2 separate regions of the Homo sapiens genome follow, and region 1 is linked to region 2. Evidence: read pairs that join two places in POLR2A ChIA-PET (ENCODE). Cell type or tissue: PC-9. All regions are shown on one strand.

What was found. Peaks named below come from ENCODE experiments on the same cell type or tissue, not always from the same donor. Only the 100,000 strongest peaks of a DNase experiment are listed, where the experiment ranks them.
Region 1: POLR2A ChIA-PET joins it to region 2 with 13 read pairs; 2 of 35 experiments call an interaction of 5 or more read pairs at or near these places.

What each region holds. Positions count from the first base shown.
Region 1 is chr10:75,216,887-75,224,886 of GRCh38, reverse strand. VDAC2 (voltage dependent anion channel 2) reads right to left here. Exons shown (of 10, transcript NM_001391963.1): 5 at 5,672-5,824; 6 at 5,531-5,583; 7 at 3,917-4,144; 8 at 2,485-2,635. Among named protein-coding and RNA genes, the nearest start is that of VDAC2, 10 kb to the right of the region's middle. RefSeq lists enhancers at 171-926, 1,681-2,436. In PC-9, no CTCF peak of the experiment used is centred here; no DNase peak of the experiment used is centred here; H3K4me3 peaks cover 561 bases; H3K27ac peaks cover 2,969 bases.
Region 2 is chr10:74,984,345-74,992,344 of GRCh38, reverse strand. It overlaps KAT6B (lysine acetyltransferase 6B), which reads right to left. Exons shown (of 18, transcript NM_012330.4): 12 at 7,104-7,265; 13 at 3,233-3,326. Among named protein-coding and RNA genes, the nearest start is that of SNORD172, 33 kb to the left of the region's middle. In PC-9, a CTCF peak has its summit at 690; no DNase peak of the experiment used is centred here.

The DNA.
Region 1 (8,000 bases), 230 kb before region 2:
ACTGCCCCAGGCAATTTCAGATCACATTTCTCAATGTAATCTCTAACTTCTGACTTTTTAAATTTCTCCAAACTGGGCAAAATACAGCAAATACAGGTCTTAGGGGTACTTTTTACCCTTGCAAGGTGGCTTTGAGGCTGGTGGCCAAGGCTTAAACCAAATGAAACCTGAGCTTGGTCTAGCATCAAGGTACAATCCAGCACTCTTTCACTTTGATTTTAGCTATCACAAATAACAATAATCAAGGGATTGTATATTTTGTTTGTTTCTTATTGTTTGCGTTTCCTTATGCACCCAGTGAACCAACTCCCTTGGAGTTGGATCTATCTTTGAATTCCACTGGTAATTTTTAAGTACCTGAGCACAGCACAGTTGTGGCTCCATAGCAGGGGTGACCATCTGACCACCCAGGAGTCAAAAGTTCCTCATTTCCCATCCATTTATCCTTTTTCTTCCTAAACCATGCTTCGATGAGCCACTCTAGCTAGAGCCACTCTAGCAAATCCCAATCCTGACATCAATTCTGAGGATACAGAAAAAAACCAACTCAGTTTCTCCTACTATTCTCTCACAACACAGAATGCTTCTGTGACCACATGTGTGAGGGCTTTCCTCACACACCAAGCAAGCAATAATTTCTGCAGCAGACACTGGCTAAATGTCCTCTAATTCTACCTGGAGACATCAGATGCCACAGGTTAAGGGCTTAGTCCCACAAGACTGCCCTCCTCCCACTTCAGATGCCAACTGCAAGCCCCAGGTTGTTTTAACTCTGCTTCTGACCTGGCACCTCTAAACAGAGGTTCCCACAAGCCCCTTCTTGGGTTCAATTAATCTCCTAGAGCAGGTCACAGAACTCAAGAAACACTTTATTTACATTTACCAGTTTTAATAAAGGATATTACAAAGGATACAGATGAAGAGATGTACAGTGCAAAACATAGGAAGGGACACAGCTTCAATGCCCTCTCCAGACATGCCACCTTCCAGTAACCTCAGCTACCTAGCTCACTGACCTCTGTCCTTGTGGGTTTTCATGAGGCTTCATTATACAGGCATGACTGATTAAACCACTAGCCATTGGTGAACAATTAAACCTACAGCCCCTCTCCCCACCCCCTCTAATCACACCTTGGTCTCTCCACTGACTAGCCTCCAGCCCGAAGCTACCTAAAGGTGGCCAGCCACCAGTCAAAACTCATTAGCATACAAAAAGATACTTAATACTTTCGGGATTCCAAGGATTTTTTAGGAGTTCTATGCCAGGAGAGGGAAGGAGAACCAAATATATACTTCCTAATATCACAAGGAGCATTAAGCAATGCTTCTGGGTACTGCTGAATTGGAGTGGCAGCTAACATTACTGAAGTGGGAAAGGCTAGGTACATTTCCAAACTAATTCCCAGGAGTCATTAAATGACACAGGGGTCCCAAGCTGCCTTCCCATTTTAACTATGAACTCCTAGTAGCTGAGAGAAGCTTCTTCCACTTACATTAAATCTGTTAAAATGCCACAGACATCCAAGAACATCAATGTAAGTAACAGAATAGTGTACTGTATGAATCTTGAGGTTTTTATTGCTGTAGTGCAATTAGAAATGGAGAAGGCGGCCAGCTGTGGTGTCTCATGCCTGTAATCCCAGCACTTTGGGAGGCTGAGGCGGGTGGATCACTTGGGGTCAGGAGTTTGAGACCAGTCTGGCCAACAAATCCCATCTTTACTAAAAAATACAAAAAAATTAGCCAGGTGTGGTGGCGGGCACCTGTAATCTCAGCTACTCAGGAGGCTGAGGCAGAAGAGCTGCTTGAACCCAGGAGGCGGAGGTTGCAGTGAGCCAAGATCGCACTACTGCACCCCAGCCCGGGCGACAGAGACTCCATCTCAAAAAAGAAAAAAAAAAAAAAAAGACAAAGTGATGATTAAAATACTAGCCAGGTGCAGTGGCTCATGCCTATAATCCCAACAGCCTCCTTTGGGAGGCTGAGACAGGATGATAGCTTGAGCCTAGGATGGGCAACATATGGAGATCCCATCTCTACAAAAAAACATCAAAAAATTAGTTGGGAATAGTAGGAGGCTGAGGTTGAACCCAGGATGTCAAGGTGCCGGGAGTCGTGATTGTGCCACTGCAGTCCAGCCTCGACAACAGAGAGCCTTAAAAAAGCACTATTATTTCTGACACAGTAAGAACCACTCAGGGACCAAACACCAGCTATACCTGGACTTAGACAGGCCTATGGCTCAAGGTTATCATCAACATTAACTCGGCAGCTTTTGAGGTTAAACAAACTCCACCAGCCTGGCCTGGAAATAAAACGTCTAACACTGTATCCATCAAAAAAGCGCATTTCAAAATCTAAAACTAATCTATCTGTAAACTGGGGACTGTGTGAAATCAGTTCAAATTTTCAACATAATTCAGTATACCCAAAGACTCATTCCCACAACCAAAACCCCCATTCTAAGTCCACAAAAGTACTCACAGAAATGGAAGCAGTGGGATCCAACTGATATTTAGCTGCAATGCCAAAACGAGTGCAGTTGGTACCTGATGTCCAAGCAAGGTTTACTGAAGTGTCAAGATCTTCACAAACTTTCTGATAAATTGATCCTCCAAATTCTGTCCCATCATTGCTATAAGATATTTTAAATTAGTAGATCTAGAATAGACAATGTAATAATGTCTAAGGCACAGGCTGATTTGTAGCATTACATTTAAATAAAAAACCACAGCTCAAGTGGGTCTTTAGTGTTCCACTGAAAACTTGCAAGTTTTAACAGGTTTTTTTCCCCAACCCATACCCATACAGGGATTGGTAAAATGAACCACAGAATATCCATTCAGTGGAATTATCACACTGTATTAAACATGCAAGAGGTTCTCAAACAGCCTTTTGGTTACGTATTTTATATATAAGTATATATACACACACATATAAAAAGGTGAACCACAACATTAACAAAGATTATATACCTAGCTGGCATGATTGTAAGAAACGTAGGTTTTCTTCTTTGTGCTTCTGTTATTTACCAATGAATTTTTACAATGGAAAGAAAAACATTTTAAGTACTTTCTATGTATCTATCTAGTTTGGGCTAGGTAAAAACACCAGGCTGGATGCAGTGGCTCACGCCTATAATCCCAACACTTTGGAAGGCTGAGGCGGGAGGATCGCTTGAGGCCAGGAGTTTGAGACAAGCCTGGGCAACATAGCAAGACCCCATCTCTACAAAAATAATTAAAAACAAACAAACAAAAAAACAACAATAGCCGGGCACAGTGGCTCACGCCTGTAATCCCAGCACTTTGGCAGATCACGAGGTCAGGAGTTCCAGACCAGCCTTGCCAGCATGGTGAAACCCCGTCTCTACCAAAAATACAAAAATTAGCCAGGCATGGTGGCACACGCCTGTAGTCCCAGCTACTTGGGAGGTTGAGGCAGGAGAATTGTTTGAACCCGGGAGGCGGATGTTGGAGTGAGCCGAGATCGCAAAAGAGCAAGACTCTGTCTGAACCAAAACAAAAAAAGAAAGAAAAAAGAAAAAGAAAAAAAAACCCAACCACAAAACACCATACATTTTAGGCAATCCTATCAAGTCAGCATCTCACACATCAAAATAATTAAGTAAAATGAATGTACTGGTAGCAGTCTGCCAATATATAATGCCTCTTGTAAAAATACAAAGCACATTAAACCCCATATAAAATGAACATTTACTCTCTCAGCACCAAAGGTCAGACTAACAGTCTTCTACTATAAACTTTCAAGGGGCACCCTAGAAATGACCAAGAATGATTTTGTTTTTAAATGTTATGAGAAATCCTTTAGGGTGCACCCAGATCAATAAGATGACAGACATCAAAATCATCCTCTGAGGGCCCACATCACAGTATCCTATGAAAGAAATACTTACACATTAGTGTGTAGCTGGAAGTCCCCAGTCCTGTAGCCCACTGCAAAGTTATTCCTTGTCAGCTTTGATTTGGCACTGTCAAAGGTCATCTGGTAGCCAGCAAGCCAGCCCTCATAACCAAAGACAGCTGAACCATGGATTGCAGGTCCAGCAAAATCAAAGTCAACATCACAACCAAGGTTTATACACTCCCTCTTGTAAGAAGACTTGATTTTACCACTTTTCTTTCTGGAAAAAGAACAAACTGATGTCATTGGGAAAAATTTACACACACTTCTGCACAAGAGAGCACAAAACAGACTTAAATAAACTGCAGTATGACCAGGGAGTAAAAATCAGCAATACAATAACAGGGAGTAAAAAAGTCAGCTCAATGAACTACAAGACAAGGACACATGAAGCAACTGGACAGCCATCTAGGAAAACTGCTTTGCAGAACAAACAATCAGTCACAAAAGCCTGTTAGAAACACATTAGTTGCCCAAGTTAGTGCAACAACAAAGAGGCAAATATTTGAAGGCAAGCCAATGATAGCAACCATAGTATTCTAAAAGCAGATATGGGCCAGGCATGGTGGCTCCCGCCTGTAATCTCAGCACTTTGGGAGGCTGAGGCGGGCGGATCACCTGAGGTCAGGAGTTTAAGATCAGCCTGGCCAGCATGGTGAAATCCCGTCTCTACTAAAAATACAAAAAAATTTAGCCAGGCACGGTGGCATATGCCTGTAATCCCAGCTACTCAGGAGGCTGAGGCAGGAGAATCGCTTCAACCCAGGAGGCAGAGGTTGCAGTGAGCCAAGATCGCACCATTGCACTCCAGCCTGGGTGACAGAGAATAAACAAACAGGCTGCGAGCGGTGGCTCACACCTGTAATCCCAGCACTTTGGGAGGCTGAGGTGGGCAGATCACGAGGTCAGGAGTTCAAGACCAGCCTGATCAACACGGTGAAACCCTGTCTCTACCAAAAATACAAAAATTAGGTGGGCGTGGTGGCACATGCCTGTGATCCCAGCTACTCAGGAGGCTGAGGCAGGAGAATCACTTAAACCCGGGAGGCAGAGGTTGCAGTGAGCCGAGATCGCGCCACTGCACTCCAGCCTGTGTGACAGAGTAAGACTCTGTCCCAAATGAAAATAAAATAAAATAAAATAAATACAATAAAATAAAATATGGAAAAAAAAAAAAAGGCTGGGCGTGGTGGCTCATGCCTGTAATCCCACCACTCTGGGAGGCCAAGGTGGGCAGATCACCTGAGGTCAGGAGTTCCAGGACAGCCTGGCCAACATGGCGAAACCCCGCCTCTACTAAAAATACAAAAATTAGCTGGGCGTGGTGGCACGCACCTGTAGTCCCAGCTACTCAGGGAGGCAGAGGCAGAAGAATCGCTTGAACCCAGGAAGCTGAGACTGCAGTGAGCCAAGATGATGCCACTGCACTCCAGCCTGGGTGACACAGCAAAGACTCCATCTCAAATAAATAAATAAAAGCAGATACAGAGATTTCACCACCACAAGGTAGCTTAATAAGCTATCAAACAGTAAATGTACACCTTTTCTAAATATACAAAAGAGAAATACTTTTAAATGTAATACAGATAAAAATGTCTGTGCTTACCCTGTGTTTGGTGAGAAGGTAGTATCAAATGTCAGTTTCAAACCTTGACAAATCTATTTTGAAAGAAAAGTAATTTGTTTTCTTTTTTTGAAATACAAAAATAAATTAATAAAATTAATACTAAAATTTTCAAAATGTTACCTGGTCTTCAATTGCGATTTCTGTTCCCAGAGTGTTATCAGTGTTCCACTTTTCTGTGAAAGTCAGACCATACTCACACCACTTGTATTTGGTCTCCAAGGTCCCAGTAACTTTACCAGTGTCTGTATTAGATGAACCGGACGTTGAAAATTCCTAACAAGACAATCAATAACTTCATGAACATTCTCATAAGCCTAGAATTCATCACTGCCTTACACACGCACACACACACAAACCCCCTGAAACATTTGGTAAATTCATGAATCCTTTTTCTAGCTTCCTAAACACTCGTATCCTTCTGCACTGTGCTACTCTCTAAGCATATATAAGAGTGACAAATAAGCCTTTGAGCAACTGACTGCCACTTTACATACACAGCTGACACTTCCAATCAATCACAAGTTAACCTGTAGTGAATTCTCAAGTGAACAAACTGTACACCTTTTTTTTTTTTTGAGACAGAGTCCCGCTCTATCGCCAGGCTGGAGTGCAGTGGCGTGATCTCGGCATACTGCAACCTCCGCCTTCCAGGTTCAAGTGATTCTCCTGCCTCAGCCTTCCAAGTAGCTGGGATTACAGGTGCCCGCCACCACACCCAGCTGATTTTTGTATTTTTAGTACAGATGGAGTTTCACCATGTTGGTCAGGCTGGTCTCCAACTCCTGACCTCAGGTGATCCACCCACCTCGGCCTCCCAAAGTGTTGGGATTACAAACGTAAGCCACCACCCCAGCTAACTGTACATCTTTTAAGGAAGGTTTTGCTAAGGTGATTTTATTTGGGATTCAAAAATCAATGGGGGACTGAGTGTGGTGGCTCATGCCTGTGATCCCAGCACTTAGATACCAGCCTGGGCAACATAGCAAGACCATGTCTCTACAAAAATTAAGAAACCAGCTCAGCGTGGTGGTGTGCGCCTGTAGTCCCAGCTACTCAGGAGGCAGAGGTGGGAGGACTGCTTGAGCCTGGGAGGTCCAGGCTGCAGTGAGCCATAATCCCACCACTGCACTCAGCATGGGTGACACAGTGAGACCCTGTCTAAAAATAATAATGTGCCAATCCCTGGTTGCACACGAACTGAAAAAGAAAAAATACGGAGGGCTTATCTGAATTTTTTTTTTTTTTTTGAGACAGCATCTTGCCTCTGTCACCCAAGCTGGAACACAATGATGTGATCACAGCTGACTGCAGCCTCAACCTCCCAGGCTCAAGTGATCCACGTACCTCAGCCTCCTGAGTAGCTGGGATCACAAGCATCACCACGCCAAGCCTAAGGAAGACAGCTGATGTGAAAATAATAAAGAGACTACAGCCAGAAATTGTGATATCTGTAGAGTGAGAAATATCAAAAATTGTATCAATAGGAGGAAAGGCCAGTCAACCTTCTCTCAGAAAATAGAACATTTGTATAACTATTGCTCTGCTGTTAGAGACAAATCCTTAGGTCTTACATCACTCTCCTAAATTAGACCCTTTCATTAACAGGAATTTCAAGTCAAAGCATAGCCCTCAATACCTATACTAAAAAGCACTGGACTGGCTGGGTGTGGTGGGTCACACCTGTAATCCCAGCACTTCAGGAGGCCAAGGCGGGCCGATCACTTGAGGTAGGGAGTTTGAGACCAGCCTAGCCAACATGGTGAAACCCCGTCTCTACTAAACATACAAAAATTAGCCGGGCATGGTGGTGCATCCCTGTAATCCCAGCTACTCAGGAGTCTGAGGCAGGAAAATCACTTGAACCTGAGAACCTGAGGTTGCAGTGAGCCAAGATGGCACCACTGCACTCTAGCTTGAGTGATGGAGTGAGTGAGACTCCATTTCCAATTAAACAAAAAAGCACTGGATCATGTTAGGAAACACTAGATATAAAAATTAGGAGTTCTGATGTCCAGTTCTTCGTGTCATTTACTAAATGCATCACACTGAGCAGGACACAACATTTTGCGGTTTTTTTTGGAGACAGGGTCTCACTCTGTCGCCCAGGTTGGAGTACAGTGCCACAGTCATAGCTCACTGCAGCCTCAAACTCCTGGGCTCAAGCGATCCTCCTATCTCAGCCTCCCAAGTAGCTGGGACTTCAGGTACCCACCAACAAGCACAGCTAATTTTTAAATTTTTTTGTAGAGACGGGGTCTCACTATGTTGCCCAGGTGAGTCTCAGAACTCCTGGGCTCAAGGGATCCTCCTGCCTTGGCCTCCCAAAGCGCTGGGATTACAGGAATGAGCCACTGTGACCAGCCTCACTTAACTTTTTTGGGTCTGTTTCTGCAACTATAATTACAAAGCCTACCTCCGAATGATTAAATTGAACTGACACTGTGAAAGT
Region 2 (8,000 bases):
GTTTATCAGCCCACAGCCCCACTGTAAGTCTAGGAGCATGTATATACACACAGTGCATCACATTCCACCCATGTCTGTGATCAAGTGTGCAAGTGGGCGGCTATATCTTTCTCCCTGCTCGTATCGTGTTTCAGCTTACTAAACTGGCAATTATAAAGATCTACCTGATTTACAACCTCATTTGACTTACTGAAAATACATCCCTGACCAAAAGGCCCCAGGCTCATTTACCAAATAGAAATAAAATAAATTTAACCATTAAAAAGTCCTTTAAAAAACCAGAGCAGATTTTAGAAAACCTGTAACCCTAGTTAGCTTTCTATCCTGGGCTCCAAATTATGAGATCAAAAATGATCATGAGAGGTCATGTGACTCATCCCTACCTTCAAAGGCTGGATTTCAATCATTTTGGAAAGATATTTATCTACTATTACTTTAAGTAACTTCCAAGAGAAGGTGCTATTAATTTCTTCAGCAGCCTACTCTATCTTCCTTAAAACTTTTATAGCCAAGAAATTCTTTTGGTTTTAAACTGAATTTCTATTGGGTTTACACCAGTTCCCATTTTCTTTGAGTGCTATAAAATTCTTCCCCTAGTTTCCCCTTCTCTGAGGGAATAACACCAGTCTCTTCAACTTTATTCAAATCTTTCACTGCACTTCTTAACTCACTCCAGTAGGGGCAATGCTAGGTGTACAGGAAAGAGAAAAGAAAAAAACCACACCCTCAGCACTACTTTGCCTGCTCACATCCTGGTGGACAGCATTCATCATGGTGGCCTGGAGCCACTGAGAAAAGGTTTCAATGTGTTCTGTAGTTTAATAATACAAGGTAGTTTCTAGTAACAGTTTTCACTAAAATGGTTAAAAAAAAGACATAGCATTTGAAGATAATGTATTTGTTACCCAGATTGTTCTCTTATGTAGAAGGCCTTAGTGCCAGATCATGCTGTACAAATAAGATACTACTGAATTTAGAGCTTGAACTTTTACCTAGTAAGTACCAGTTCCTTTTTAATTTTAGGTAGACAATGATTGTGGACAGCAACCATATATCAATTTGGAAATTTAGTTTATATCAATAAAATTTAATTTATATCATCTAATACATATTATTATAAAGGAAACTGTCCTAGTGGATACAGAGAAGTTGGAAGTATGAAACCTCCATCAATAATTATCATAAAAGGGTGAACAGAGTGTAAGTGTGATACCATATAGAATATGGTATAAGATAAAATAAAGGTATGAGATAAAATTCCAGGAGGTGGGATCAAAAAGCAGAGATTCTTGAGCTGGCTCTTAACAATGGGCAGGATTTTGAACAGACGGAGTCTAGGAAAGGACGAGGTGATCATTTCAAGGAAGGGACTGAATAGACAAAAAAATAGAGGTATAGGACCATGCTCAGACTATTTGAGAAAAAGGAGATTAGTAGATGAAAAAGCCTAAAGGACAGGCTGGAACTAGATGTTGGAAGACGTTAAATATTGAGCTAAGGAGTTTGCCTTATTCTGTAGGCATATAGATATGACCAAACATTTAAGGCTTGAATGGCTGCTATGCATACCAGAAACTATATTTATGAACTACTTATGAATGGTAGCCACACAAAACTAGAGAACAAGATAAATGGTTTTGCCCTCAGAAATGATTACAGCTAGGACTCTATAAAAATAAAAATGGTACACTGCATTTGGTAAGGTGGCCCTCCTTGGGATTACTGGTTTCATGGATAATTAGGTCAGGAAAGTATAGATAAGACTAGGGTAATTAATAAATAACTAAAAATATTATCTAAAAAGAGAAAAATAATCAAAATTCTTCTTTTAAAAGAATCATATTCTTCAATGTCAATAAATCATATAAATCAGTCCAAAACTGCTATTCAGTTATTTTACACTTTAATCAGACCTTAATCTTTTAATACCTAACAATATAGATTTAGATTCACTATATTTCTTCATGGTTTTCTGTAAGCGCATTTACATTGTGGTTTTTGCATCTGATGTAGCTGATGAAGATTGTGCAAAGTCCTAAATTTTCCTCCTTTCAGTTAATAATCAGATAAACTGCAATCTGGTAATCAAGAAGCACCTGGTTCCTAGCGACAGACTTTTTTTTTTTTTTTTTTTTTTTTTTTTTTTTTGAGACAGAGTCTCTCACTCTGTCACCCAGGCTGGAGTGCAGTGGCACCATCTCGGCTCACTGCAACCTCCACCTCCCGGGTTCAAGTGATTCTCCTGCCTCAGCCTCCCTAGTAGCTGGGAGTACAGGTGTGTGCCACCACATCCAGCTAATTTTTGTATTTTTTAGTAGAGATGGGGTTCACCATGTTGGCCAGGATGGTCTCGATCTCTTGATCTTGTGACCCACCTGCCTTGGCCTCCCAAAGTGCTGGGATTACAGGCATAAGCCACCACGCCCGGCCAGTGACAGATTTTTACATGACGAGAAATGACTATTATCATGGGTTATCTGGTCATCATGTTATCTAGATATTTTGAATTGATTCTCCAAATGTACCCCTAACACAACATTTACACATCCAGTATAATATAAACAAGGAGGAAAAAAAAAACTACCATTTTTAAAAACATTATCCATGTGCATACTTTTATATATTATGCCGGTTTTAACTGAGAAGGTTCAGAAGATATGAGTGCATATAAGATAAATATTTCTTGGGAAACCTCTAGATACAAACACTGTATTAATTTCCATAATAGAAAAGGGAAATTAACAAAATAAGGTAAGAGTTATTTCTACTAGCAAGGCCCAGGATAAGCTGCCTAGAAAATTATTTTTCTAAATGGAAATATACCTTTTCTGCTTTGTACTGTACAAGATTATAGGCAAAATTTCAGAGAGCTGAAAATCCTTTCAAATAATACTTCCTTTAGCTTTAATCACAAATAATTGCCTCTTTTGGTGCTAATGAGCATGAGCACCACAAAATGGAATGTAATTCTGTCGGTTCATTCAGGGTAATGGCTTTGTGCATGAGGCCTGCTGCCGAGAGATCTAGTCTCAATTTCCTAGAGTACAATCACTGAGCAGCAGTACATTTTTCACTTGAGGAAGATGTTCTAACCTATGTAAATATAAATAGAAAGCCCATTATCTATTGATAAAAACAACAATGCAGGTTAAATAAAGTTTTATATTTTACTGTTTCCTGTAACGGCCATCAGCTTCCTGGATCATGAAAGTAAATAAAGTACTTCACTTACTGAAATCAATGAGAAACCGTCCAAATCCTTGCCTTTGGTGCTGGGGCATGATCATTATGCAGGAGACATTATACTTCTGCTGGCAAAGCTTTTCCTGAGGGAAGGAGAAACAGATCAAGTATGTCAGAGCCCTGCTGAAGTGGGCAATTCCCTGCACCTGCCACTGTCCTTGTAAAACTGTCCACTAAAGAAAGCCAATGGGTTAGGTCAGGATCAAGCAGAAAAATCCTACTATATTAATCAATCAAACTATCAATTAACAACAAACCATCGACTCTGACATGCCTCTCAACTACATCTTTATTCTTGAAAGTCAGTGCCATAAAATATGCATAAAGAATCCAAGGAAATATATGAACCAAATAAAACAGAATATAGACAGCATAAAAGAAATGCTTTCCTTGCTCAAATAACTTCAGAGATAGAGAAAATAACATCCCAGGGAGTCACCCAGTGGAGTAAGTTAGGATTTAGCTGGCTATCTTGCTAAATATAATAATAATCTACAACTCTGCAACAGCAATCTGTCTTCTGCCTTTGGGCAAATGTCCCAGTGAAACTAAAACAGTATCTGTGTGGGTAGATGTGCACACATATATTTCTCCTATGAATAAAAAGTCAATGTAAAAAGCTAGAGAAATAATCTGCATTTCAAACCAGGAAAACAAAATAAAATGAAACAAAAAGACAACAACAAGAAACCCTAAAGCCTCCAAACAAAGGTTAGACCAAAATATTACGAACAGTTTGAAACCAGGAGGAAGACTGGGTAGAACATGGTAAGAAACAGCTCTTACAGTTAAAGAAGAATTTGCAACTTTCATGGGATGTGGCATCAGGGCAGTATTTTTTTATTCAGAGTACAAAGAAGTTGCCAAAACCTACACAGAGATCTGGAAAAGGCTTTTGAGGTCGTGGATGCTCTGGCCAAATATAAACCACAAATAAGACTGACCACAAATGGTACAGACCACACCAAAGAATTACTTCAGAACACCCAGATCTTTAATGAACCAATTTGAAAGATCACAGGAGATGGTTGTGGAAAAAACCCTACAGGGCAGAATTGAAGATTTCTTTGTGAAAAAGATGTACTCCCAACTTTTGCACATTTGTAGTTGTCTATGGAGCCTCTAAAAAATGAGGATGAAGCAATGTGTGTCAGTTTTTCTAAGAAGATGAATTGTCCCTCACTGGATGTGCACATCAATGGCAAAGGTTCAAGTAATTCGTCTGTTTTGCAAAGTTAGACAAATGGGTCACTCTCTCTAAAAAGAAATGTACTCTGGGTTAAGAGAATTCATCCTTGATACCATTCCTTGCTTTGTCCAGAACCATTTCCACCTTTCGGAGTTTTTTGAGATCCAACATAGTAGTGATCCTTCTTCCCCTCCGTGCAGCTTAACATGTTACTACAGCTAAATTCTAAGCTATGAATAAAATAACTAATCCTTCTTTCCTTTCTGTTTACAGCCATCTATTATGTGCTTGGAAAGTCATATGCATGTAACAATTTGCACTGAACCTTTCCAGGTCATTCCAGCCCTTCTCTGGCTATCCTTGAACTGTAGTTCTAATAACCTCTAGAATGTGGTTCAAGAATAGCCCCAAAGGGCCAGAGTCCTCTAGATTCCAGCTGACACATGAGAATATGGTTTAGTTTCATCTAGTCTTTTTTTTTTTGAGATGGAGTCTTGCTGTTGCCAGGCTGGAGTGCAGTGGTGCAATCTCAGCTCACTGCAACCTCCGCCTCCTGGGTTCAAGGGATTCTCCTGTCTCGGCCTCCAGAGTAGCTGGGATTACAGGGTGCCACAATGCCCAGCTAATTTTTGTATTCTTAGTACAGACGGGGTTTCACCATGTTGGCCAGGATGGTCTCTCGATCTCTTGACCTCATGATCTGCCCACCTCGGCCTCCCAAAGTGCTGGGATTACAGGCGTGAGCCACCGCACCCGGCCTCATCTAGTCTTTTAACATGCTTATTTTTTAGATTAATTTTTGTTTCACTATACTGCCAAGGCATATTAGTATTCCAGAATAGTAGGAAATAACAGCAGCTGCTGCCATGCTATAGAAGAAACTATGAGAAAAGTTGAGCTAGTTCTGAGTAAAATTTTGGGTACCCTGGCAGGAAGAGAGGCAGAAATTCAAACTTCAAGAATCACCACCAACTCTACACATGGCTGCTACTCAGCAGCCAACACAAGACCCAGGAGTGGGATGGTCAGTGCAGCACGAGGAAGGTGGGCACCGTTAAGCCTATGTTTAAATCCACAGACAATGAAAGAAACACCATTTTCTAACAGCAAGGACGCAACCACTATTCTTTTTAAGTTTCTGGAGAAGAATGATCTTGACAAACCTACATAAAAGGTAAGGTGTTTTATTTATTAATCATATAGATTTCCTATTTATTGTTTTATTCAGTGTTAATTCTCTATCATCTTTTGAATTTGTAATGTGCAAATTAACTTTCTTCTTTTTCATTTTAAAGCTTTACCAAATATGTGGATTAAAACACTGAGACAGTTTTCCATGAATGCTGTTACTTATTTTTGTTTATGATCTTTGGGTTGATTCTTAAATTTAGGATAGCTATAGTTTGCAAGTACCTTCACATATATTCTATCTTTTGAAACTTCATTAAAATGGCACTTCTATAAAGCATCCCATTTACATTGTGCAAGAGCAGATTCATTAAAATTCATGTATCACCTAATATAAAAAAATATCATAAATAAGAGAGTTTGGACCTTCTATCTAAAAGTCTCATAATTATTGTCTCTATTTATGTACCATCCTGGTACATTTAACTATTTCCTAGGTACCTCAGAAAAGTTAAGGTCATTACCTGGTAAACATCTCCAAACTCAGTTTTCCTTTATTGCAAAGGAGTTATTGTTTCTTAGAAGCCTTTGAGCAGAAGAATGTGAGTGAACTGCTCTGAACCAGTAAAAAGGACAAGCTATATCCGTCCCCTCAATATGTCGATTGTTTTCCCCACTCTAACAGCCAGAGATACTTAGGCTTTCTTTGTTCTTGTTTTGTTTTGTTTTGTTTTGTTTTTGAGATGGAGTCTCCCTCTGTTGCCAGGCTGGAGTGCAGTGGCGCGATCTCGGCTCACTGCAACCTCCACCTCCCAGGTTCAAGCAATTCTCCTGCCTCAGCCTCCCAAGTAGCTGGGACTACAGGCGTGCACCACCAGGCCCAGCTAATTTCTTGCATTTTTAGTAGAGATGGGGTTTCACCATGTTGGCCAGGATGGTCTCTATCTCTCGACCTCATGATCCGCCCACCCCGGCCTCCCAAAGTCCTGGGATTACACGCGTAAGCCACTGAGCCCGGCTGATACTTAGGCTTTCTAAAGGTGAGATTGCTTTAGAACTTAAAACCATAGCACAGAGAATAAGAGACAAAAGTGTAAAACCAGTCATTTTATCAGCTTGACTGTCCAAATGCCAGCGTCCTAACTCACTGAGATACTGTTGACCACAGAGGGAAGGCAACAAGGAGAAAGGAGAATTCTCTCTTAAATGCTACACTAAACTGAAACCTTCATGTTGACACCACTTAAAGGGAAAACGGAAATAAGCTAAACACTGAGAAAATCAAAGACGCTAAGTGGTCCACAAGGCAGCAATTAGAGTGTCATCAAGGCGGCACACAGTGCTGAGGTCCTTTACACACTTACTAGGCACCATGTTTTTTGTTTTCATCTTTTAAAATGAGCTCTGAACAAGAACCTGAGCTTTTCAAAAACACATGTCACTTATTCAAATTATAGTAATGAAAAAGCCCTGTTCAAAGAATTGGGCTCTACCAAAAACATTTTGAAAAAGAAAATGAAGGTCATGCTGGCTCTTGTTTTACCTTAGAGAAGTATCCAACCAGATGACAGCCCTTTTCATCATTTTTTGTAAGGACATAAAAAAGGAATGGCTCGACATCATAATACAACGTTTTGTGGTCCAGGAAGAGCTTGGCTAACAAGCAAAGGTTTTGGCAATAAATTTTGCTCATATTCCCATCAACCTAGCAAAAAGAAACAGACAACATTATTTAACATAAAAATACTGCACCATATAAAATTGTTTCTTCTATATGGTATTTCAGAAAGTACATCATTTTATTTCCAAATCCTAAACTGAGAGATTAAAACACTCTATTAAGCAAGTACAGCTTTAACCAGAAAACAGCTGTCACTGGCAAATCAGAATTCCACATTTTCTCTTAAATTAGGGTACATTTAAGGTAGTTAAAATTTCTCTTTAAGCTACCAAAGAAGGGCCAAACCACTAGTAAAGGAGTAATTTTTACTTGTAATTTATTCTGAGCTAAAAATGATCAGGCATGTCCTCTCTATCTGAACCGAATAAATCTGTATTAAGGAAATATAAACAGATCAAAATACTTCTCAAGTAAGTTAAACTTTATGTTGTTTCAAAAGGGTTTCACATAAAACTAAAATAAATGAACTGTATTATTCTGATTCCTCAGAAGTGTGGATTAGCAAAGAGGTTTCCATTTTGGTTTTATCCCAAGCATCATCTTAAATATAATTGGAAAAGATAAAATATCTATGTTGGGAATACTTACAGAGAAAGTGATATGAATTTCAACCTACAATAAGCACTATGATTACAGTCTACTTCTCTTCAAAATAAAAGAATCAAGCTGTGATACTGATGGCTATAGACAGGAGGCTAGGCACAGATGCCAATTTCTTTGATCAAATGTAGTTACTCTTTGAAAATAGAAAACACAGCA